Linked DNA regions of Mus musculus: region 1 is linked to region 2. Evidence: chromatin loops called from intact Hi-C (ENCODE). Cell type or tissue: left cerebral cortex. All regions are shown on one strand. Each heading gives the region's core, and the rest is flanking DNA. Links, peaks and the distances in the headings are about the cores only.

Evidence for each region. Hi-C counts contacts between places; a loop is a spot of excess contacts. Peaks named below come from ENCODE experiments on the same cell type or tissue, not always from the same donor. Only the 100,000 strongest peaks of a DNase experiment are listed, where the experiment ranks them.
Region 1: a loop joins it to region 2, with 5 times the contacts of the local background. A loop is called at or near these places in 1 of 42 quality-filtered maps.

The regions. Positions count from the first base shown.
Region 1 is chr2:22,922,854-22,935,041 of GRCm38, reverse strand. Pdss1 (prenyl (solanesyl) diphosphate synthase, subunit 1) reads right to left here. Exons shown (of 11, transcript NM_019501.3): 8 at 5,422-5,502; 9 at 5,185-5,298. Among named protein-coding and RNA genes, the nearest start is that of Pdss1, 33 kb to the right of the region's middle. In left cerebral cortex, for the core only: no CTCF peak of the experiment used is centred there; a DNase peak (open chromatin) is centred at 6,602; H3K27ac peaks cover 2,046 bases.
Region 2 is chr2:22,979,658-22,991,845 of GRCm38, reverse strand. All of the region lies in intron 2 of Abi1 (abl-interactor 1), which reads left to right. Among named protein-coding and RNA genes, the nearest start is that of Gm52502, 29 kb to the left of the region's middle. In left cerebral cortex, for the core only: a CTCF peak has its summit at 5,910 (motif pointing left); DNase peaks (open chromatin) are centred at 5,456 and 5,653; H3K27ac peaks cover 1,941 bases.

The DNA.
Region 1 (12,188 bases), core at 2,342-10,341, 57 kb after region 2:
TGGTGTTATGATCATCAAATGTTTTAATGCACACCTCCTTTGGACTGGAGGAGATAGATCAGCCAGATCAGTGTACCAAGTTATAAAAAGATCAGAGGTACAGCTCAGCATTAGAGCATTTGTCCAGCATATTTAGAGTTTTGTTCCATTCCTAACACAAGAAACAAAAATTCATGGGCTTGAAGACTTCATAGGGGAAGAAAATCCTTCTGCTTTTCTAGGTTCAGTGGCTAGTCCTATTCATTGTAGCACAAGAGAGGGAATAAAAAGGTCTGATAGCAAAAAGACAAAAACAAACAACAACAACAAAACAGGCTGGAGAAATGGTCTGGTTGAGTGTGCATGGTCTGATGACTGGAGTTTGATGAAGAAAGAACTGACTACTCAGACACCTGTCTCCCCACCGTGTGTGACACACACTATAAGTCCCTCAGTAATGATGACAATGTCTTGTATCCTCTTCATTTTTACTGGTTATTTAGGAGGACGGCATCCAGACAGAAACCCCATATCCAGGTTCTGCCAGCAACCATCCCAGCTGAATAATTTCCTCATCTCAGTCTTCTTTTCTGTTTCAACTGTCCAATTTCTAGCAGTCTGTAATTCTATGGAGTAAGAGGTAGGATGCTTTCTGTCTGATATCCATGCTGATGCAGTTGCCAGTTTCCCTGGCACTATGCCTGAAGGATGAAGTAAGTTCTCCAGTAGTAGTGACTATGGAATCTGCAGTAGAAAAAACAAGGCAAACAACAGAAGAGAAACCCTAACCAAACAAGGAGCAGTGTTCTAGAAAAGTACATGTTTGAGAACAAAGTTGTAGAGACAGTTAACATCCATACAGAGTTCTTAAGTACTAGTTTGCATCAAGAAATAAAATCAAGAAATCAATCAGATAATTTTGGTGCTTTTATTTTTTAAATACCCCCCCCCCCCCGCGCGCGCGCACACACACACACACACACACACACTTGTTTATTTCTAGGCTATATCTTAAAGCAGATGTGATGGTGTCTTGGGCATCTCATAAAAAATCCCCTGTGTATGTATCATATATCGAGCGTATGTTTCCTCAGCTTGAGTTATGTGTCATAAAATATGCCAACTGTGTAGTTTCTCTGATGCTTTTAATGTAAAAACATCAAGAAAGCAACATTTAAACTAAGTTGCAGTGAGCATGACTACATTCCTCCTTTGAAGTAACACTATGTAAATTTCAATATGCAAATATCAAACTTCTAAACTTCCCTACCCCTGTGTATGTGAGGAAGAAGTGAGAAACAAGTTGGTTCTCATCCCAGATTCAGTGAGACTTTTTTTTTTTTGCTTACTCATGCTTTTTACAAGTAGGAAAAATAGCCTGTGAGGAAATCAGATTGTAACTGGGAAATGTGTTCACAAAACTACAAGGGTGATCAGTGCACTAGGATGGGTCAGTAGTGTCCAAACCTGAGTAATTCTAAGGCACCGTAGCATAAGCCTAGGCATCTGGTGCAGAGGCCGGCGATGACAGCGGGAAGCCTGACATTTGTCTAGTGATTTATCAATAAAAAGCAGATGAAAGGAAAATTTTAAAACGAGCTTTTAAACTATTATAATCTCACCAAAAAAGGAAAACACTTCTATTTCTGAGTATTTCATAAACATTTTCATATGTCATTGAAAGATTTAAAATGAAAATTAAAAAAAACTACATAAAAAATAGAAAGTCAAACAATTTTTTCACATTGTTTCCAAAGTGAAGTATATCAGTATGTCTTAATGAATTTCCCACATTTACATATTTAAATACCAGCTTTAGGTAAGGGAACCAGCAAGGAGAAAGAGGACAGCTATTTCTAATTTTTTACCTTCTGGGGCATTACACACAGCAAGAGTAACCGTCAAGACATAACCACACTGCAGGGACACTCAAACTTTTGTGTAAGTTTATATTTTGAGAAAAATCATAAAGCCTGAGACAGTACAACAGATTCAGGTAAATGTTACTGAGTTAATGTCCAAGGAATTTTAAAGAAAAAGGGTGGAGACTTGCTTGTTTAAGAGAAACATATTTCCCACTTCTTACCCAGTAGCTTCTGTGTACAGTTTCATTACAGACGGCTGCTTCTGGCTAGGGTTTGCACTTGTGAATAAGGTCTTTGCAATGTTGTGGGTTGTATTCTTTTTTCCCTTTTTTCCTTTTTATTTTTTTGGCACAATCTCATGGGGCCCAGGATGATGACCTATGTAGCTGGCAATAACTTTGAATTCCTAGCTTTTACCTCTCAAGTGCTAGTGATGGAGTCCAGGGACTTGTGCATACTAGGCAATTACTCTACAACAGAGCTCAATGACAATATACACTCCTAATCAAGAATATACTAACTTCATTACCACTGAGACCTCTTCAGAAATCATGAAGTGCGCGCGCTCGCGCGCTCGTGTGTGTGTGTGTGTGTGTGTGTGTGTGTGTGTGTGTGTGTGAGAGAGAGAGAGATATGCATATGCTCACTTTGAGTCAAACCCAGGGTGATATACATGTTAGGCGGATCTCTACTGCTGAGTGACGACCTCCTGACACACCTCAAGTCCCTGAACATGGCCACAAAGGAATCGTTCCCAAAGATATCAAAAATAGAAGACTCAGTCAAACAGTTCTTAGTCGAACAAATTATAATGTAAAGATCATTTACCATGCAGCATTAAAAAGGAAAAGGCAAGCCAGGGTTTGGAGAGCATGTCTGTTATCTTTGTACTTGAGAGACTGAGACAGGGAGTCTGTGGAAGGCCTAGGATCTCAGAGCAAGATCTTCAGTGTTACACAGATGGATTAGTTCAATGACAAATATGTGGACAAAACATCCCCCTAGGAAAGGTTTACAAACACCTTCCAAGTACTCTATAAATGATGTTAGCCACTAACAATAGTGGATACCCTGTGTGGTGGTATCTTCAGTGCTAGGGTATACCAGTTACCTGGTTTCTGGGTAGACCTACTGGGTACTGTTATGTACACTGTTAGTTGAAGGAACAATTCAAGCATAGTAAAATGAATGCTGGTCTTAGAAGACTTGGGAAAGATGTTCAATTACCCAAAAGAAGGCTCTGTGTCATCTACCAGATGTTCCATTTTGGTCAGACATGAGCATCAGTTTCATTCAAAGAACAAACAGTTATCTACCACAAAGTAGACTTGTGAATCAGGGAAAATGTAAGAAAGAATCCTTTATAAACTAAAATCAATGCTGTTTTATTAAAGCTAGATACTGTATAATCCTGTATTATTTTTGAACTTGATTCACCCAAAGTTATTTTAAGCCCCATGAACTCTTTTTTAGCAGAATAATGCATAAAAAGATCCTAAGCTCAGGGTTTTGAGACCAATTTATAAATACAACCTTGACTAAGTATAAATATCTATTTTATTAACTTTTGGCACAGTGAGTGCTGCCCAGAGGCACTACTGTTCAATTTCATCATGTGTCTCATTTCTGAGGCTGCGTTTATGCCTGCAGCTCCTTTCCCCATTGACTTATAGGCAGAAAGGGGAAGGTGCTGCCTGGTCAGAGTAACTGGGTGCCTCATGCCTCTTGGATTTCCCAGTATAACACGCAAGTATTTATAATTGTTGAGACTCTCCTTTATTCATGTATACTCACCTGTGACAGAGATGATGAAGGTCTGTGACTATACAACAAATGCTGGCTGATGATTAATTTTTCTATCATCAGATATACTTTTATACACACATGGCTCAGGAATACTCTGTGTGTGTATAGGTGGCTATGGCATAACAGAAAATGTTCCTTTATGTTGCTCTAATGTGATTTTTTAAATTTTTTAAAACTTAGCATTATATTAATAATTTTCCTGAATATTGGGGTAGTTAGTTAATAAGTCTCATGGGAAAAGGGACCTACCATTCACAGAATGCATGTATTTTGTTTGTTTATGATTTGAGACATTTTTGTTTGTTTTTAATGTAGTTCAGACTGTCCTCAATCTCATGACCCTCCTATAACTGGGTGTTGGTTGGCACGCCTGTGTTACTACATCTGAGCTCTATATCTTTCTCTTCTTACCCCGACCTCAAGTGTCTGAGATGATAGAGCCTGCTAATAAGGACAGAGTTTCTAAGTGCAACATCATCTTTGGTCATAGTCTCTATTCTTTTAATTGACAGGTACTGTCCATGGTACTCAGCACAGCCATCCAGGCTTCAGCCTCCCTGAGGCTGAATTACCTGTAGTAGTTCTGCTAGGTCAAAGGATAAAAGATCATCTCTTACCTTTCTTGAATCAGAAACGAATCAAAAGGAATGTCACTGGTTTTAATATCAAAATGGAACTAAGTCCTAGAGAAGTCGTGACTTACATTTTAAATAAAGAATGCAGGCAAAATTTATGGAAAAACTGATAATTTAAAAATTTTAGACCCAAAAGGTAGTTAGTGATGACTGTCTTAGTACACTGCCAACTAACCAGTTAAATGCCACTCAGATGACTATTTGTTTTAAAGATACCCATACACAGCTAATGGTCCACTTATTCCAAGCAGCATCTGGCCCAGCTAAAAGCAAATGGCCTGGGTCCAGATGCTGCTGTGAAATGGTTGGCTTGACAGTCACTGCAGCATCTTTGATACTTGTGAAGCATCTCATCTGTTACAGAGGACGTGAAAGCAGCTTTACTTGAAAGCTTCTCAGTGTGAAAAGGAAGGAACTATGCAGTCCTGGTGCATTCAATTGACTTCTCCACACTTGGAAGCAATGGCTGAGGCATCAAGGCTTCCCTCGAGATGTCAACATTTCCATTAAACTAGAACTTATGACTTCCTCAGACCTAGACACCCTCGGAACTTTCTGTACCTTTAAGAGGCTTTGAGGCATACCCAATCATAAAAGTAGTAACTGTCAATATTGCAACACTCAAAACACATGAAATTTACTCAGCACTTTCTGATTTACAAGATAATGAGTAGTATATCAACTAGCGCTCATAACAACTGAGGAGATTATAATTGGTATTTCACAGATAAGGTTTATAGAAGTGAAATTATAGCCCTAACATCTCAGTTACTAAACCAAGATCAAATCTGTGGTCCCTTATCTAAATGCCTCCAGCTATTTTTTTCTCTCACACTTTACCAGATGTGCCTGAGATATTGGTTCTATGTTGGTCCTGTTTCAAAGAGAGTAAGACCTACCTGCTGGCAAGCAAACAAGACAGGGCCAGTGGCTATGCCTAGCTTCAGGTCTGCAGATGTTGGCTTGCCCATCTGGTCAGAACATGAGGTGAAATCCAATACATCATCTATGAGCTGGCAAAAGGAAAGATGAGTACACCCACTGAGCTGCCACTGTCTCCACTGCTTAGCACACTACACTGAGAAAAATGCAGGCTGTGCCTGTATGTCACCATTCCCACAAACAAGTATACCAACCTGAAAAGCTATTCCAACATTTTTCCCATACTGATAGGCTATCTCATGCACCACTGGGTCAGGGCAACCCAGGACAGAGACCTGAAAGAAAAAGAAGATTCTGGTAAGCTGTGTCATCTAGGCACTAGGCAGAGCCACTCACGCATTCCCTAAGAGCACTGAGCCTATGCTATAGACAATGGGGATGCTGGCACTAAAAGGAAACCCAGCACATTAAAAAGTGCTGTTTTCTTGGCACACATCTTTAGTCAGGAGGCAGAGCTGTGAGTTTGAGGTCATCTACAGAGTTCCAAGACAGTCAAGGCTACAGAGACCCTGCCTCAAAATAAAACAAAATTAAACAAACAAACAACAAAACAAAGGGATGTTTCCTTTCTGTGTAGTTCAGAGAATAGAGTCCAGGATCTTTTGCAAGCTAGGCAAGCAGTCTACCATCCAGCTACAAATGTAGCCTATTTTCTTAAATTTATTGTAATATTTGTGAGTATGCAGGAGTGTGGGTGCCATTCTGGCATTACTTTTCTTCATCTTTACATGGACTCCAGGGATTGGTTTCAGGTTGGCAGCTTACAGGAAGTACACCTTGCAGTCCCATTCTCTTAAATTTTAGAGAATCTAGCCTTCTTCCTCCTGTTCTTTCAAACAAGATAAAACAGTCTTTTGGGCAAAGAGCCACAAGACTAAATTCTAATAATAATGTAAGCAAACCTTTCTGGTATGCAAAACAGATCCCATTGTGTATAACACTGCCTTCTAGCACTCAGTGCAATTGCTGGCTTAATGACCTCTGAGGAGAACCCTCATTTCAGGGGTGTACTCTCATTCAATATAAAACTTTGCCAAGCTCCTCCTCATCTGTGGCTCAGTTTTGGTGATCACTTTTTTTTTTCTTTTCCCCTGAATGCAGTTGTTTCTTGCTATGCCTGTTAACAGCCTCAAGTCTCAGTCTGGTTTTCATTATGAGAAGGATCTTCAACCCCTTTCTCATCAGAAGTAACAATTATATTAGGACTGTTTGTTTGCACTCCCACCCTTCCAAAAGGAGACAAGGAAGACTTTCAAAGCCTTTAAAGCTCAAAACCTCAAACACAAGCTGGTTAGTGCTGAGCATGCGAATCCTCACTAATCCACCAAAGCTACTTCCTGCTGTACTGTTAAGCATGCTAAGCAGGCCCAGCCACATTTTCAGAAATCAAAGACTGGGAAAGAACAAGAGGGGAACTGGGGAGACATTCTGTTCAATTGGAAAGCAAAGTCTCTGTTGACGTTCAGTAAGGAAGCCAGATGAAATAGGTCACTGGTGATACTTAAGCATCTGCCTACTTCTTTTGGAGACTGTATTCCTCCTGGACAGCAGCATGGCAAGGTGGGACAAGCTCTCCAGAAGCCTGTGGGGTTGGCGATATGACTAGCAACTATCAGTGACCCTGATCTTCCACCTGATCCTTCTGTGTTTCAGTTTCCTTACCTGTAAAATGTAGGAACTAAACTTTTACCTCATACAAAAGCAGAAACTTCCCATTAAAGAATCTCCTTTGATGCTGTGGATATAGCTCAGTAGGAAACCATTTACCTAGCATATTTGTTTGGACTCAGGTACAACAGACAGAATAAAAAGGAAGGAAAAAAGGAAGAAATGAGGAAAAAGGAAACTGATCCTCCTGTTTAGCTGGATATGGACATCCATACCTGTAATCCAGTCATTCAAGAGGTGAGGCAGGAAGACTGCAGAGTTGAGGCTGGAGGCTAAACAGTTGAGTCAGAAACAACAGAATCCCCCTTCTCTTTGTTCACTACATCCAGGAACAGGATGAAGGCAGGATCTGCTAGCCATATCTTTGCTCACTATTATTTTTGTTATTGTTTTCCTTTGGTGGTGCTGAGGATCAAACCCATGGCTTTGTGCATGATGATAAGTACTCTAGCACTCAGCCCCATTCAACCCTGGGAATGCTTTCAGATATTTAATAACATATATAGTTGTAATGCTTAGCAGAGCAGGGCTAAGCTGCACACACCAAAAGGTCACAAAGCCACTTGAGTAAGTGGTAAAGCTCTTCACTGCTTTCAAAAGCAAAGACCTGTGATCCACAGCAGCCCAGGAAGGGCTATTCTTTGCAAGTACTTTGTGAGGCTACATGAAGATCAATGTAGAAAAGAAGTCAAGATACCTGCCTGAAAAAGGCAAGTTTCAGGTTTCAGGCAGCTGGATATATTGAATGGAGAACAAAATGACCCCTACCCCCACCCCCTGCAAGCAGAAATAATTGATAATAAAGCTATCTCCAGTCATGAGATTAATGCTATCTTTTCAACATAAAGCCAGGCATGGGATCTCGGGCATTATCTCAGCAGAGGGTCCCAGGTCCCCAGAGAACTCTCTACACTGCAGGCATCTAGCACACCCAGAGCTACACAGAGAAACCCTGTCTCGAAAAACCAAAAAAAAAAAAAAAAGATAGAATATTAAAAGCAGTAAGAAAAAAGGTCAAGAAACATATAAAGGCAGACCTATTAAAATTACACCAGACTTCTCAGTAGAGACTATGAAAGCCAGAAGATCCTGGACAGATGTTATACAGATCCTAAGAGAACACAAATGCCAGCCCAGTCTACAATAACCAGTAAAACTCTCAATTACCATAGATGGAGAAACCAAAAGTATTCCATGACAAAACCAAATTCACACAATATCTTTCCACGAAACCAGCCAATCAAAGGATAATAAAGGGAAAACACAAACACAAGGAAGGAAACTATGCCCTAGAAAAAACAAGAAAGTAATCCTTCAACAAACCTAAAAGAAGACAGCCACAAGAACAGAATCCCAACTCTAACAACAAAAATAACAGGCAGCAACAATTACTTTTCCTTAATATCTCTTAATATCAATGGACTCAATTCCCAAATAAAAAGACATAGACTAACAGATTGGCTACATAAACAGGACCCAACATTTTGTTGCTTACAGGAAACCCACCTCAGGGAAAAAAAACAGACACTACCTCAGGGTAAAAGGCCGGGAAACAATTTTTCAAGCAAATGGTCTGAAGAAACAAGCTGGAGTAGGCATTCTAATATTGAATAAAATCGACGTCCAACACAAAGATATCAAAAAAGACAAGGAGGGGCACTTCATACTCATCAAAGGTAAAATCTTCCAAGATGAACTCTCAATTATGAATATCTATGTTCCAAATGCAAGGGTAGCCACATTCATTAAAGAAACTTTAGTGATGGGGCTGGTGAGGTGGCTCAGTGGGTAAGGGCACCCGACTGCTCTTCCGAAGGTCTGAAGTTCAAATCCCAGCAACCACATGGTGGCTCACAACCACCCGTAATGAGATCTGGTGCCCTCTTCTGGTGTATCTGAAGACAACTACAGTGTACTTACATATAATAAATAAATAAATCTTTAAAAAAAAAAAAAAAAAGAGTGCTTCTGTTTTAAAAAAAAAAAAAAAAAAAAAAAAAAGAAACTTTAGTGAAGCTCAAAGCACACATTGCACCTCACACAATAATTGTAGTGGGAGACTTTAACACCCCACTCTCGTCAATGGACAGATCCTGGAAACAGAAACTAAACAGAGACACATTGAAACTAACAGAAGTTAAAAAGAAATAGAATTAACAGATGTCTACGGAAATTTTATCCTAAAACAAAAGGATATACCTTCTTCTTAGGACCTCATGGTACCTTCTCTAAAATTGACCATATAATTGGTCACAAAACAGGCCTCAAGGGATACAAAAATATTGAAATTATCTCATGCATCCTATCAGATCAACACAGACTAAGGCTGATCTTCAATAACAACATAAATAATAGAAAGCCAACATTCATGTGGAAGCTGAAGAACACTGTACTCAATGATACCTTGGTCAAGGAAGAAATAAAGAAAGAAATTAAAGAGTTTTTAGAGTTTAATGAAAATGAAGCCACAACATACCCTGGCGTATGGGACACAATGAAAGCAGTCCTAAGAGGAAAACTCATAGCCCTGAGTGCCTCCAAAAAGAAACAAGAAAGAGCATACACTAGCAGTCTGATAGCACACCTAGAAGCTCTAGAATGAAAGGAAGCAAATTCACCCAAGAGGAGTAGAGGGCAGGAAATAATCAAACTCAGGGCTGAAATCAACCAAGTGGAAACGAGAAGAACTATTCAAAGAATCAACCAAACCAGGAGCTGGTTCTTTGAGAAAATCAACAAGATAGATAAACCCTTAGCCAAACTAACCAGAGGGCACAGGGACAGTATTCTATTTAACAAAATCAGAAATGAAAAAGGAGACATAACAACAGAACCTGAGAAAATCCAATACATCATCAGATCCTTCTACAAAAGGCTATACTCAACAACACTGGAAAACCTGGATGAAATTGACAAATTTCTAGACAGACACCAAGGTACCAAAGTTAAATCAGAATCAGATTAATGATCTAACAGGCCCATATCCCCTAAAGAAATAGCAGTCATTAATAGTCTCCCAAACAAAACAAGCTCAGGACTAGATGGGTTTAGTGCAGAGTTCTATCAGACCTTCAAAGAAGACCTAATTCCAATTCTCCTCAAATTATTCCACAAAATAGAAACAGAAGGTACTCCACCCAATTCATTCTATGAAGCCACAATTACTCTGATACCTAAACCACATAAAGACCCAACAAACACAGAGAACTTCAGACCAATTTCCCTTAGGAATATTGATACAAAAATACTCAATAAAATTCTCGCTAACTGAATCCAAGAACACATCAAAACAATCATCCATCATGATCAAATAGGCTTCATCCCAGGGATGAAGGGATGGTTTAATATATGGAAATCAATCAACATAGTCTACTATATAAACAGACTCAAAGACAAAACCCACATGATCATCTCGTTAGATGCTGAGAAAGCATTTGACAAAATCCAGCACCCATTCATGATAAGTCATGGAAAGATCAGGAATTCAAAGCCCATACCTAAGCATAATAAAGGCAATCTACAGCAAACCAGTAGCCAACATTAAAGTAAATGGAGAGAAGCTGGAAGCAATCCCACTAAAATCAGGGACTAGACAAGGCTGCCCACTTTCTCCCTACCTATTCCATATTCTAAGTCCTAGCCAGAGCAATTAGACAACAAAAGGAGGTCAAGGGGGTACAAATTGGAAAGGAAGAAGTCAAATATATATATATATATATATGACCCTAAAAATTCTACCAGAGAACTCCTAAACCTGATAAACAGCTTCAGTGAAGAAGCTGGGTAGAAAACTAACTCAAGGGGGCTGGTGAGATGGCTCAGTGGGTAAGAGCACCCAACTGCTCTTCCAAAGGTCTGAAGTTCAAATCCCAGCAACCACATGGTGGCTCACAACCACCCATAATGAGATCTGATGCCCTCTTCTGGTGCGTCTGAAGACAGCTATAGTGTACTTACATATAATAAATAAATAAATAAATAAATTAAAAAAAAAAAAAAAAAAAAAAAAAAAAGAAAACTAACTCAAACAAATCAGTGGCCTTTCTCTACAGAAAGGATAAACAGGCTGAGAAGGACATTAGGGAAACAACACCCTTCACAATAGTCACAAATAGTATAAAATACTTTGGTGAGACTCTAACTAAGGAAGTGAAAGATCTGTATGATAAGAACTTCACGTCTCTGAAGAAAGAAATCAAAGAAGATCTCAGAAGATGGAAAGATCTCCCTTGATCATGGATTGGCAGGATCAACATTGTAAAAATGGCTATCTTGCCAACAGCAATCTACAGATTCAATGCAATTGCCATCAAAATTCCAACTCAATTCTTCAATGAATTATAAAGGTCAATCGGCAGATTCATCTGGAATAACAAAAAACCTAGGATAGCAAAAACTCTTCTCAAGGATAAAAGAACCTCTGGTGGAGTCACCATGCCTGACCTAAAGCTGTACTACAGAGCAATTGTGATCAAAACTGCATGGTACTGGTATAGCCACAGACAGGTAGACTAATGGAATAGAATTGCAGACCCAGAAATGAACCTACACACCAACGGTCACTTGATCTTTGACAAGGGAGCTAAAACCATCCAGTGGAAAAAAGACAGTATTTTCAACAAATGGTGCTGGCACAACTGGCGGTTATCATGTAGAAGAATGCGAATTGATCCATTCTTATCTCCTTTGTACTAAGGTCAAATCTAAGTGGATTAAGGAACTCCACATAAAACCAGAGACACTGAAACTTATAGAGGAGAAAGTAGGGAAAACCTTCGAAGACATGGGTACAGGGGACAAATTCCTGAATAGAACAGCAATGGCTTGTTCTGTAAGTTCAAGAATTGACAAATGGGACCTCATAAAATTGCAAAGCTTCTGCAAGGCAAAAGACACCGTCATTAAGACAAAAAGGCCACCAACAGATTGGGAAAGGATCTTTACCAATCCTAAATCCAATAGGGAACTAATATCCAACATATACAAAGAACTCAAGAAGCTGGACTCCAGAAAATCAAATAACCCTATTTAAAAATGGGGTACAGAACTAAACAAAGAATTCTCAAATGAGGAATACAGAATGCCTGAGAAACATCTGAGAAAATTCAACATCCTTAATCATCAAGAAAATGCAAATCAAAACAACCCTGAGATTTCCAAAAAAAAAACAAAACAAAAACAAAAACAAAAAAACAGTCAGAATGGCTAAGATCAAAAATTCAGGTGACAGCAGATGCTGACGAGGATGTGGAGAAAGAGGGATAGTCCTCCATTTTTGGTGGGATTGCAAGCT
Region 2 (12,188 bases), core at 1,787-9,786:
AGTTTAGGCTGGCCTTGAACATGAGTCCTGTTTGGTCCTGTTCCTTTGCCTGTCTTTTTAGGTCTCTGCTTTTCCTTTCCTCTTCTTCCTCCTCCCTCCCCTTTCCTTCACGTTTCCTTCCCCTTCCCCTTCCTCTCCCTTTTCCTCCTTCTTCTCCTCCCCTCTTTCTTCTTCTTTTCCCTCCCCTTCTATCTCCACTTTCCTTTATGCTTTAAAAAAATTAATAAATATAGCTGGGTATGATGGCATCTCAGCAGATCAGGCAGAAACAGGAGATCTGAGTTCAAGACCAGCTTGCTCTACACAGGGAGTTGCAGGGCAGCCAGGACTACACAATGAGACTCTATCTTTAAAAAAAAAAAAAAAAAAAGGAGTATTACATAATAATTAAAAATGCAAATCTCATTAATAGTCATAATATAAGCCAGTACTGTGGCATTATGTACAGTTGTTAAGATTGGTTAGAAACAGAACAAAGTGACACCATTGCTAATTTTGACATTCTGATGTGGGCTGTGTGAAATGTTGGCAGCTGGGAAGTAAAGTGGACAAGGCCCCTTGCTTTGGTTGTGCCCTGAATACATATGTACTGTAGGCATGTTGCTGTCATATTAAAGGCCTCAGTTCTGTTCCCGAAGCTTTGGAAGTTAACTTTGTAAATTGCATTAAGTGACCTTAAGGTGTAAAAACAACAAGGACAAAAATGTTAAACTTGGGAACAAAATAAAAGAAATTAATTATCCATTAATTGCCACTGGAAAGGCTATCTTTTTGAGATCAGATATATAGTGCAGTAACTTTCATACTGCATCATAACTACTAGGCATAAATACTTGTCTTTTAAAACATCACACTTAGTGCCAGATTTACTAATTAACATTAAGTATAATTTGTAAGAGTGCATCATTACTGTATAGCCAATGCAGAAGAGAAAGAAGGAAGGCCTGTCTACAAATGTATTCCGCTCTTTACCACAAGTCCAGTAGCTAACTCTGAGTGAAACAAGATGGTAAGGTTAGACCATCAGTTCTAAATAAGATAATAGTGCCATTTGTGCTTATTAGTTTAAATTTCAGTTATTTAAACATACATTAGTTATGTATGGGAAATATTTTCCTAGTCTTATTTATAAATATGATGAATGACAAAGATGGAAATGTAAAGATTGGCAGATAAATATAGCAATAGTTTACTAAGTATGAGATGAGATGTATTTACGTAAGAAGCCTCAATGTTTTAGAAATCCCCACAAATATATTTATAAGTATATATACCTACCTTTTAGTCATTGGACATAAGAAGCAAATATTGTAATAATCACAATTATATTTTTATTAGGTCTTTGACATATCAGTGTGATCTAAGTAGTTAGAGTAGTACTTGCAGATACACATCCTCTTAACCATTGATGGAAATGTGCTTCTCACTGTTTTCTTAATCAAATGGCACATTACACTTGATAACAAATGCAGCGAACAGTTATGAATGTTTGACTGAATATTTCCTTTCTGTAACAGAAGTGTAGAGGTTAGATTTGCTTCCTTCAGGCCTTTTAAGCCAAACTTGCTTAAGGTTAATTGTGGGACCGTCAATCTATCTTTATCAGTTTATGTAGTCCTCATACCATTCACCATTAGAATACTGTTTCCTGTTGAGATCAGCACTGCTCAGGTGGCTCAGTTAATGCTCTGTTTGGACCTAATAGAGCCATTGCCTTCCTCATCATTGTGGAGTCTTCAGGAATACTAAAGATGTACAGCATAGAAACTTGTTTTGGACCTGAACAAGTGGCTTTTGTTGTTGCTTTTCGGGCTGAAAGGATTTTCATGCTTTTTCTGTTCCCCCTTTCATAGCTCTTGAGGAAATTTTAGTACTACACCTCTTCTCTTTAAGCCTCATTTTTACTGCTCTAGAGGTGGTGAGACCTGAGAAAATGGAGCGAATATATGAGGTGGACTAAAGTCTCATGCACTAACCAACTTTATTCAGAGCATTAGACAATTTGTATATAGGTTTAAGAGGAGCCACAGGAGTAAAGTGTCTAGTGGCCAAGCAACAAGTAACAATAGCCAATTGCAATGAATAATGTGAAGTAAATTACTCTTCTCCACTCCACCTGGGAGTGATATGAAGCATTAATCCAAGAATTCCACAAGGCTCTTTTCTTGGTTTCTTGGAGGTTTTTCACAAGCACTTAGAAATCTCACATGACTGGATTCTTGGACCATGTGTCTTTTTTTTTTTTTAAGAATTATTTATTTTATGTATGTGAGTGCACTGTAGCTATCTTCAGACACACAAGAAGAGGGCAACAGATCCCATTACAGATGTTTGTAAGCCACCGTGTGGTTGCTGGGAATTGAACTCAGGACCTCTGGAAGAGCAGTTAGTGCTTTAAACCATTGAGCCATCTCTCCAGCCCATTTATGTGTCTTTTTTTTTAAGCCATGATGGGGATGGAATTGAACCCATTCTTTAGGCCTGCTAGGCTAAGTGCTCCATCACTGAGCTGCAGCTCTTGGCTTTTCAGATCTCCCTGCCTGGTGGTGCCTGCCCTGAGATTCTGCTGCTTCTACTTCATTCTGCTGGGAGGTAGCCATGTGCTACTGCACAGCCTCTGTAGGCTTTCCTTCCAGTCTCTTCCTCTTCCTCCTCCTCCTCCTCCTTGCCCCTCTTCTCCATCCTTCATCCCCTCCTTTTTTCTCCCCCTCCTCCTTTCTCCTCCTGCCTTTTCCTGTTCCCCCTTCCAGCTCCTTTCTTTCCTTTTTCCTTGCCCCTCTGCCCTACCTTCACTCTTGCCCTTTTCCTTGCTTCTTTCTGTGGTGTTATTTTTTGAGGCAGAATTTCACTGTGTACTCAGACTGGCCTGGAACTTAATCTGCAGCCCAGAGGTGACCTCAAGTTCACTGCAGTCATCCTGCTTCCTCTGACCCAGTGCTAGGATTACATAGTATGTGCTATCACACCCTTCTTTTTAACATTTTCTCTCTTTCTGACTGTTTAATTTGAGTCAGTGTGTGTGTGGGGTGGGGGCAGTAAATATAGCTACTGTCATTAGATTTCATTCCACAAATCCCACTCCCCAATTGAGTACTACACGAAGATTGCTAAATGCCAATCACTATTACTTGAGGGATTATAATGAAAATCTAAAATCTGTTAATGCCTCTTTCTGTCTTGTTTTCTTGAGTGCTTATGTATAGTACATAAAAATGCCAGGGTATTTTACACATGTAAATAACCGAATTAATTTATCCTCACAACAAAGTCATTATAAAGCTTAATGTAGTGGCACACACCTATAATCCCAGCTCTCAGGAGGCAGAGACAGGAAGATCTCGAGTTCAGGTTAGCCAGGGCTGCATAGGAAGACCCTGTCTCAAAACACAAACCAGTCAAACAAACAGCACCCAGCCCCATTGCAGATGCATAGGCTAGGTAATTTAGAATTATGTACTATTAAAAATGGCATTATGAAAACCATCAAAAATACATTATATGCATACATGAAATTCTCAAAGAATAAATGAAAATATTTTTAAAATGGCACATTAACCAAACAAATTTCACCATAGAATCTATTATTACTTGTACTATTCGTTTTCCCGGACTTTTTTTTTTTTTTTTTTTTTTTTTTTTTTGCAGGGGAAGTGCTAGAGTTCAAACCTAAGGCTTTACACATGGCAGATGAGCACTCCTCACCTTAGCTCACTTACAATCTTCCTTTAAACTTCTAAAGGCAATGCTTTGCCTGACCTGTTTTACTACAGTCCCAGTCAAGTCTCTGAGTACAGGGCCAAGTCTAGAACCCAAGATTCTTGTTTCTGCAGGGATTACAGAAATGCTCCATCATCTAGATGGTTCTAATAGTTTTGTATTTAATTTGTCCTCTTTCAGACAGCTTTTTAAATATATTTTATTTAGTGGCTGTCACACATACTTGTGTGCATGCATGTGTGTGTGTGTGTGCATGTGAGATCTTGCAGGGATAGCTTGACTGTGGTGGTCTTCTAAGAGGATGCTGTGCTGTCACTTGATGGCTGTTTCCATCTGGAGATGAGACTACTATATTTCTGGATATTTTTGTATTTATACACATGCACACACATATACTTACGTATTTTAATTTCTCTGGCTGTGCTATCGTTTCTAAATATACCACTCTTATCTCTTTAGGAAACTGTTCAGTTTTACTTTTTGGTTATGTCTATTATATTTTTTTTCTCCTTTGTAAGTGTCAATAGTTTTTTTTTTTTTAAAGTTATTGATTAGTTTTTATTCTGCACGAAAGTTCTTGTTTATTACTCCTTTATTCCTTGTAAAGTTTTTTTTTTCAGATTCTGGTTAGGTCCCCCCCATTTCTTATGGAATCTGGTAATTTTTTTTTTTTAAGAACTTAAAGAATTGGAGATTAAAATGCCTAGACAGAGCTTTGTTGCTATATTGTTAATATTCTTGTTTCTATTTTTCTTTTTTAAATAAAAACATTTAAACATTTTGTGTGTGTTTGTCTACATTTGTATCTGTCTGTGTGTATGTACATTTCGTTATATTGTTAACATTCTTGTTTTTTTCTAAATAAAAATATTTAAACTTTTTTGTGTGTATTTGTCTGTGTTTGTGTCTGTGTGTATGCACATGTGTTGGCACTTGTGTGACTAAAGGAATCCACTGGAGTTGGCTCTCATCTTTGACCCTGTTGTTACAGGAATTGAACTCAGGTTGTCAGCTTAATGGCAAAACCTTTGCCTATTGAGCTATCTACCCTTCTAGCCTTTCATTATTTTGTTTAACTTGCACATGTACATTTTAGTTTTGAGCATATTCCCTAACTACTTTCCTCTTTTCTCTCCACCATCCCCTCCCATTGGTCAGTTTCTCTAGACAGCTCTATTTCTGTTTACTAAAATTTATTTATTATTATTGGGGTGGGGTGGCATGCCATGCCATGATGTTCCTGTGGAGGTTAGAGGACAACATTGGAGTTGCTTTACTCTTTCTACATTAGGATTACTATTGCTGTGATGAAACACCAAGACCAAAGGCAAGTTGGGTAGCAAAGGATTTATTTGGCTTGCACTTCTGCATCATAGTCCATCATTGAAGGAAATTAGGACAAGATCTCAGTCACGAGCCTGGAGGCAAGAAGGAGCTGATGCAGAAGCCCCTCACCGAGGCTTCTGAATCAGCTGGCCCTCCCCCTTCAGTCACTAATCAAGAAAATGCCATACAGCTTTGCCTATAGGCATTTTCTCAATTGAGGTACCCTCCTCTCAAATGACTGTAGTTTATGACAAGTTGACATAGAACTAGCCAGCACACATGGGTTCCACTTGAGTGATTTCCGATTTGCCTAAGCAAGCAGGCTGCCTTCCCTACTGAGCTGCCTCTCCCCGTGACTTCTCTTTTCAGGTCTTGTAACTCAGCCTGGTCTGGGACTTGGGATCCCTTTGCCCATTACTCCAAGTGTTGCTGTTATAGGCTCTAGTTACTTTATAATAATTCTGATTCAAGTGGTTCATATTATGTGTGTTTCCATGGTGTCTGATTTTGCAGTTCATATTTTTGTAAGAAATCTATTTTGTAGTGTGTGTATATAGGTCATTCTGAATCAAGTTAACTTCAGAGTTGATTGGGAACTTGTTTCAGGCATATTGAACAGAGCTCTGTAACAGAAATTTGGGCATACTGCCATTTCCAGAGTCTGGTCCAAGTAAGCAAGAACAGACAAAGGTTGCCTTTTTCTTTGCTGAAGGCTTTCTCTGTGTAGCTTGTCTCAGGACTCTTACCCCTTTCCTACCCATCTCTGTTTGTTATTCTGGGCAAAAGGATTTAGATTTTCATTTCTTAGTTGATTTCAGCAAATTTATATTGTGGCTTTATTTATATGTAAGAGTGTCTGCCTGAAACCTATAATGCCTTCCCTCTAGTGGCAGTTGTGAAGTTTGGTAAGTTTCCTGATAAATACATTGTAGAAAATAAGGACATATCAAGTAGTATTGTGGTGGCATGGCTCTTTCTGCCTGCTTTTCTGTGTTTTGGTTATTGGGATAGGCTCCCCACCCGACACCCTCTCCCCCCCCCCCCCCGCACACCCCCTTTCTGGAAGATTTTTAAAAGAAGCACATGTGTACCTCCCCATTCCCATAAAAAATGACAGGAACAGGAAGGAGAACACATTTCAAACAATATATATCTTTGTGGTAATTTTACATAACAGTTTTTTAAGATTTATCTTTTAAATTATATGTATTGGTGTGTGAGTATGTGCAGATGAGTGAGTTTCGGTGTCTTCAGATTCAGCGGAGGGTGGAGCTGGAGTTAGAAGCACTTGTCTCTGATATGGGAACTTAGAGTTGAACTTGGTCTTTGGGAAGGCCACTTCATCTTTCCAGGCCATACAATGAAATATCAGAGCTTATTATGAACAGAAGTTTCTAAAAAAAAACCCCAGCAAAACTACGCCCATGTTAAAGATTTACAAAGCCAGTTGCCTAGTTAGAACTTGCTAGGAGAAGAGTTGCATGCAGTGTTGCTTGTCTGGAGCCAGATTATTTTGTGCTATTAATGGGCAACCATTGTCTTCCTCTGTGTTTTACCTAGTAACCATTCTTGTGATTATTAGGTAAATTATTTTGCAATGTATTTTCTACCTTGCTATAATTAACCTACTTGTTACTTCAGTGTGCAGTGTATTTGAGGAGTGCTTTAGTTTCTTACATTCTTTTGTTATGTAACAGAGCATAATGAGTGTGTTACCCAGTGGGAATTATGTGTACATATTATGTGTACATATTATGTATGTAGTAGGCTCACCTGACTCTGTCCTGGGCTATGGTCACTCATGGTTCTGAATCATAGTCTGGCCATGGTTCCAGAATAAACTGTCTCTTATTCTCTTGGGTGCTAGAGCAGTTTTTTGTTTTTGTTTTTGATGTGGTTTTGAAGACAGAGTCTCCTTTTGTTTCCCTGGCCTGGAATTCCTTTTGTAGACTTCATTGGCTTTAAACTCACAGAGATCTACCAGCCCTTGCTTTAGAGTTCATGCTTCCATCAGCTGTGGTTTTAATCAACAGATAGTTTTGTTTTTAGTCTGCTTACAAATTGTATCTTTGAGTTTGATTTTTTTTTTGTCTCTTGTAGCCCAGGCTAGCCTCACATTTATAATCTAGCTAAGAATGACCCACAGTCATCTTGCTTTTACACAAGTGTGTGTACCACTACACCTAGTGTTCCACAGTTGTCATGGAAATTTTTTTTTTCCTCTAATAGAATTGGTTTGGGGAATATTTTAGTCTTTCTTTGAAAACCTTTTCATTATTTTAGCTAATTTCTAACACATTCATATTCATTAGAGGCTGATTTTATAAATTAGTGTGGCTCAGAGGGGAAGAACACTATGCAAGCAGCAGTACCTGTGTTCAGATCCAGGTACCCATATAAAAAGCCAGTGTGGCCTGTTTGTAACGCCCCCCCCAGGACAGGACATAGGAGCTCCTGGGTTGACTGGTCAGTCAGCTAACTTCTAAAAACAGCAGGCTTCAGATTCAGCAGGAAGCCCTGTCTCAAGGGCATGAGGGGAGTAATCGGTCAGGATGACTGATGTCCTCCAGCATTCACATGCAGGTGTCTGTACCTGCACACAACTTGCACGTGCATACACACACACACACACACATACACACACACACACACACACACCACACATATAAATAATAAGAAAGAAATTGTCAATCAGGTATAGTGACATCTGGGTGACAAGTTCAGGGCTTGGGCTACATAAAGAGACCTGTGCTTGTATGCATGCGTGTGTGTGTGTGTGTGTGTGTGTGTGTGTGTGTGTGTGTGTGTGTGTGTGTGTGTGTGTGAAGGTGTGTGAAGGGAGAGAGATGGAGAGTATGAATTAGTGGACTAATTTGTTACTGAATAGTAAAGTGACTGGATATCAACAGAATACTGTCCTATTTTATAAGTCTAGGTAAGAAAGGAAAAAAAAGATAGTTAGAAATGATTTTTAAAGTTCTTTACCATAAAAAATAATAAATATTTAAAGAAATAAACATTTAGTTTGACTTAAACATTCAGTTTACACATGTATCAAAAAAAATTAACACTGTACTGTTTATGTGTATCCTTTGTGTACCAGTTAAAAAATATTAAAACTATGAAATTGTGAAGTGTGAACTCCTAACTTCCATAGTGTTGTTAGCTTTTAAAAGACTAGATAGAGCTCAGCCTACTCTGTCTGCTCTTCAGCTTGTCTTTCCTCTGATCAAACGTCAGGGGTAGCCTGTGCTTTCTTCTTTCCAGTGTGCTAAGTGTGGCCACTGAAATGAGATTTCTTTTGTGCAATGTTTTGATGCTGCTTCAGAAAGATTTTTAATATGGTTCTGGGATTAATTGCCTGATTCTCCTGCTAGGCTAGTGTTCTGCCACTGAGCTGTTCCCACAGTGTTGCTTTAGAACCTTAATCATTCTAGTCCTTGTTCTTTTTGTCATCTACCTGCAATTGAAGTACTTTAAAAGTTTTCTTGATACCTTCAAAAGACTAATGCTAGCTATAATAAACATCTATTAATTCATCAGCTAAACTACAGACAGAGCATGACCATGAGCACTCTCCTCCATACCTGAAGGACTTGTCCATCATTCCCTAGGCCAGTAGTTCTCAGCTTTCATAATGCTGTGCCCTTTTAATACAGTTCCTCATGTTGTGATGACCTCCAACCATAAAATTATTTTGTTGGTACTTTGTAACTATAATTTATCTATTGTTAGGAATTATAGTATAAATATCTGATATTCAGGACATTGATAAGCAATCTCCGTGGGGGTCATGACCTACAGGTTCAGAACTGGTGCCTTGGGCCTTCCAGTTCTGTCATCATATATGTTGTCTGTCCTTACATGGAAGTCATAGTCCTGAAGGAAACAGGCTAGACCTGTATTCCTAAGTCATTACTGCTTAATACTTCTTTGCTTTGGGAAGCTATATGTGTCTGGTATGGCTTGCATTTTAAAAACTCATCATTGGGCCCAATGGGATGAATCAGCAGATAAAGTAGGCTTTTGCCTGATGCCCTGAGTGTTTGATCCCTGGGGTCCACATGGTGGAAGGAGAGAAATAACTTTTTGATACTGTTTTGTTTCAGGGTTTCACTATCTGTAGTGCTGGCTTTCCTGGAACTTGCTGTGTAAACCAGGCTCTCCTGGAACTCAGGAGATTTACCTGCTCCTACAGGCATGCACCAACATACATTGATGTATTTTATTTACATAAAGTTTTACATATTTACAATACGTTTTGAATGCTTTCAAATGTGCTGGCAATATTTTCATTAGTATTAACTAGCTAAATAATTTTTTTAAGCTTGAGATTTTTTTATTACTTTGTTTACATTTCAAATGTTATTCCTTTTCCTAGTTTCCCCTCCGAAAATCCCCTATCCCCTCCCCACTCCCCATGTTCATCAACCCACCCACTCCCTCTTCCTGGACCTGGCATTCCCCTACACTGGGTCATACAACCTTCATAGGACCAAAGGCCTCTCCTCCCATTGATGAGCGACTAGGCCATCCTCTGCTACATATGCAGCTAGAGCCATGAGTCCCAGTTTTCTTTGATTGGTGGTTTGGTCCCAGGGAGCTCTGGGGGTACTGATTAGTTCATATTGTTGTTCCTCCTATGGGTCTACAAACCCCTTCAGCTCTGTGGGTCCTTTCTCTCCCTACTTCATTGGGGACCCTCTGTCCAGTGGATGGCTGTGAGCATCCACTTTTGTATTTGTCAGGCACTGGCAGAGCCTCTCAGGAGAGAGCTATATCAGGCCCCTGTCAGCAAGCTATTGTTGGCATCCATAATAGTATCTGGTTTTGGTGGTTGTTTATGGGATGGGTCTCCAGGTGGGGCAGTCTCTGGATGATCATTCCTTCAGTCTCTACTCCACACTTTGTCTCGATAACTCCTTCCATGGGTGTTTTGTTCCCACTTATAAGAAGGTTTAAAGTATCCACACTTTGGTTTTCCTTCTTGAGTTTCATGTGTTTTGCAAATTGAGAACCAACCTTTTAAAGTTGTCCTCTGACCTCTGCACATGGGCTGTGTGATGCTGTGTACTTGAGCAGGTACACGCGCGCGCACACACACACACACACACACACACACACACCATTTTAAAGATTGCGGCTTTGTCTTTTTAAAGATTTATCTGCTTTTGCAGTTTTGTTGTTAATGTATAATGATAGAAGTATAAGCATGCCTTTCTTTGTATTTATATTTCTGGATTTGGATTTTTTCCTATAAGATGGGATAGAGATACATTCTTAGTTTCTCTTTTATGCAGTAAACTAGTATTTCACTTGAATAGTATATTTCCCCCACTATACCATAATTCTAAGACAAGAAGTTTGGTTTAAAAGCCTAAGTTTGTTTTTAAGTTTTGTCCATTTACTTGATTTTGTATTGCCACAATACTGTCTTAGTAAGACTTCATAATGAATCTCAAGCGAGTTTTTAAAAAAATATTTATTTTTATGATTTTTACCATGTGTAGGTGTGTGCATGTACATGTATGTCTATATATATGAGTGCAGGTGCCCATGAAAATGAGAGGCTTTAGGACAGGAGCTATAGATGGGTTTGAGCCACCCAACATGGGTTCAGGGAACTGAACTTGGGTCCTCGGGAAGAGCAGCAGTGCTCCTAACTGCTGAGACAACTCTATCTAACGTTTCACAAATAATGTTTAAAACCATTTTTTCCCCTTCATGCTCTTTCATATACTCCTTGAACCATGAAAAACTTGGGATTTTTATTCTAATGTATTCAACTTGTAGATCAGTTTAGGAAGATTTGTAATCAATTTTACAATGGTATGCAGGCAGGTCAATGAAAGTTATATTTGCCAGTGTGTGAGTAAAGTAAAATTGTGTTGTATCTAGCTTTGAAGGTCACATAAGTTTCTCTTTTGAACTCTTTATTTATCTGCTTTCAAATTTCCTTCATTATCAATATAAGTAAAACATAAAAGAAAGAGATTTATGTTTGTGTCAGGGCAGTCTAACAATTTTTTATGAGTAGCATATTTACATTTAAAATTTTTTTTATATGTATGGGTATTATGTATCATGTTTATGCTTGGTGCCCATGAAGGCCAGAAGAGAGAGTTGAGTGTGGATGCTAGGAATCAAACCCGTCTTCAGAGAGGCATTTTCCAAAGCCTGTCCCATTATCTTTTACAAAGCAATTTTAGCTGTTAGTATTTGCTTACCTTATACTCATTGTATTTTCAATCTGACAGAGCCTTAATGCTTATTAAACTTGCTTTATGAAGCTGTCTAAAGGTGCTGAACATGATTTCCATTTCTTTACAATATATCTTGTGAGATATTTACATCTTATATCTTTAAAATGTTCTAATTACTTATTCACTTATTATTTACTTATTTTTGTGAGATAGGCTTTCTTCATGTAGACCATGCCCAGCACAAAATATTTTATCTTAGTCTTGGGATGTAGATGAGATTAGTTTGGTAAATGAGATTTATATTTGATACATGTTTTGGGGGAGAGGTTGTTGAAATAGTCTCACTATGTAGCCCTGGTTAGCCTGGTGGAACTGTGTCGACCAGTGGCCTCAAACTCACATAGGTTCACCTGTCTCTGTCTCCTGTGTCCTGGGATTAAAGTACTCAGTACACCACATCTGGGCAGATTACAAAGCAGTGCTGTAGATTCTGCTAACTAGTCAGAATAGACAGGTGTGCACACATGTATGGCTCAGATACCAAATCAAAGAAAGGCCTTGCACATGCTGCCACCACTACTTAACACCATTTTCAGCCCTACCAAAATGGGCTTAATGGTCTAAAATCTATATAACATTTTATAACAAGGAAGAGCTACATTTTATTGTTTTGGGCCCCTTTTCTGTCAGAACTAGATGTGCATTGCTGGACAAAATATGATTTGGATTCTTGTGATTCAGAATCATGATAGCAGGTAGGAGTAGAACCTTGAAAAAAGAGAAATTTTCAAGTAATTTAAAATAATATTTTGAATATTTGTACAGTGTATAAGGGGCAGGAGAATGAGCAAAAGCTGACTTTCAGAAGCAAACTGTGGAAACAGGAAAGGCAGTTGAGCCCTTTTGAACTTGTTTCCCTTGAAGACTGGAGCCACGTGGGAT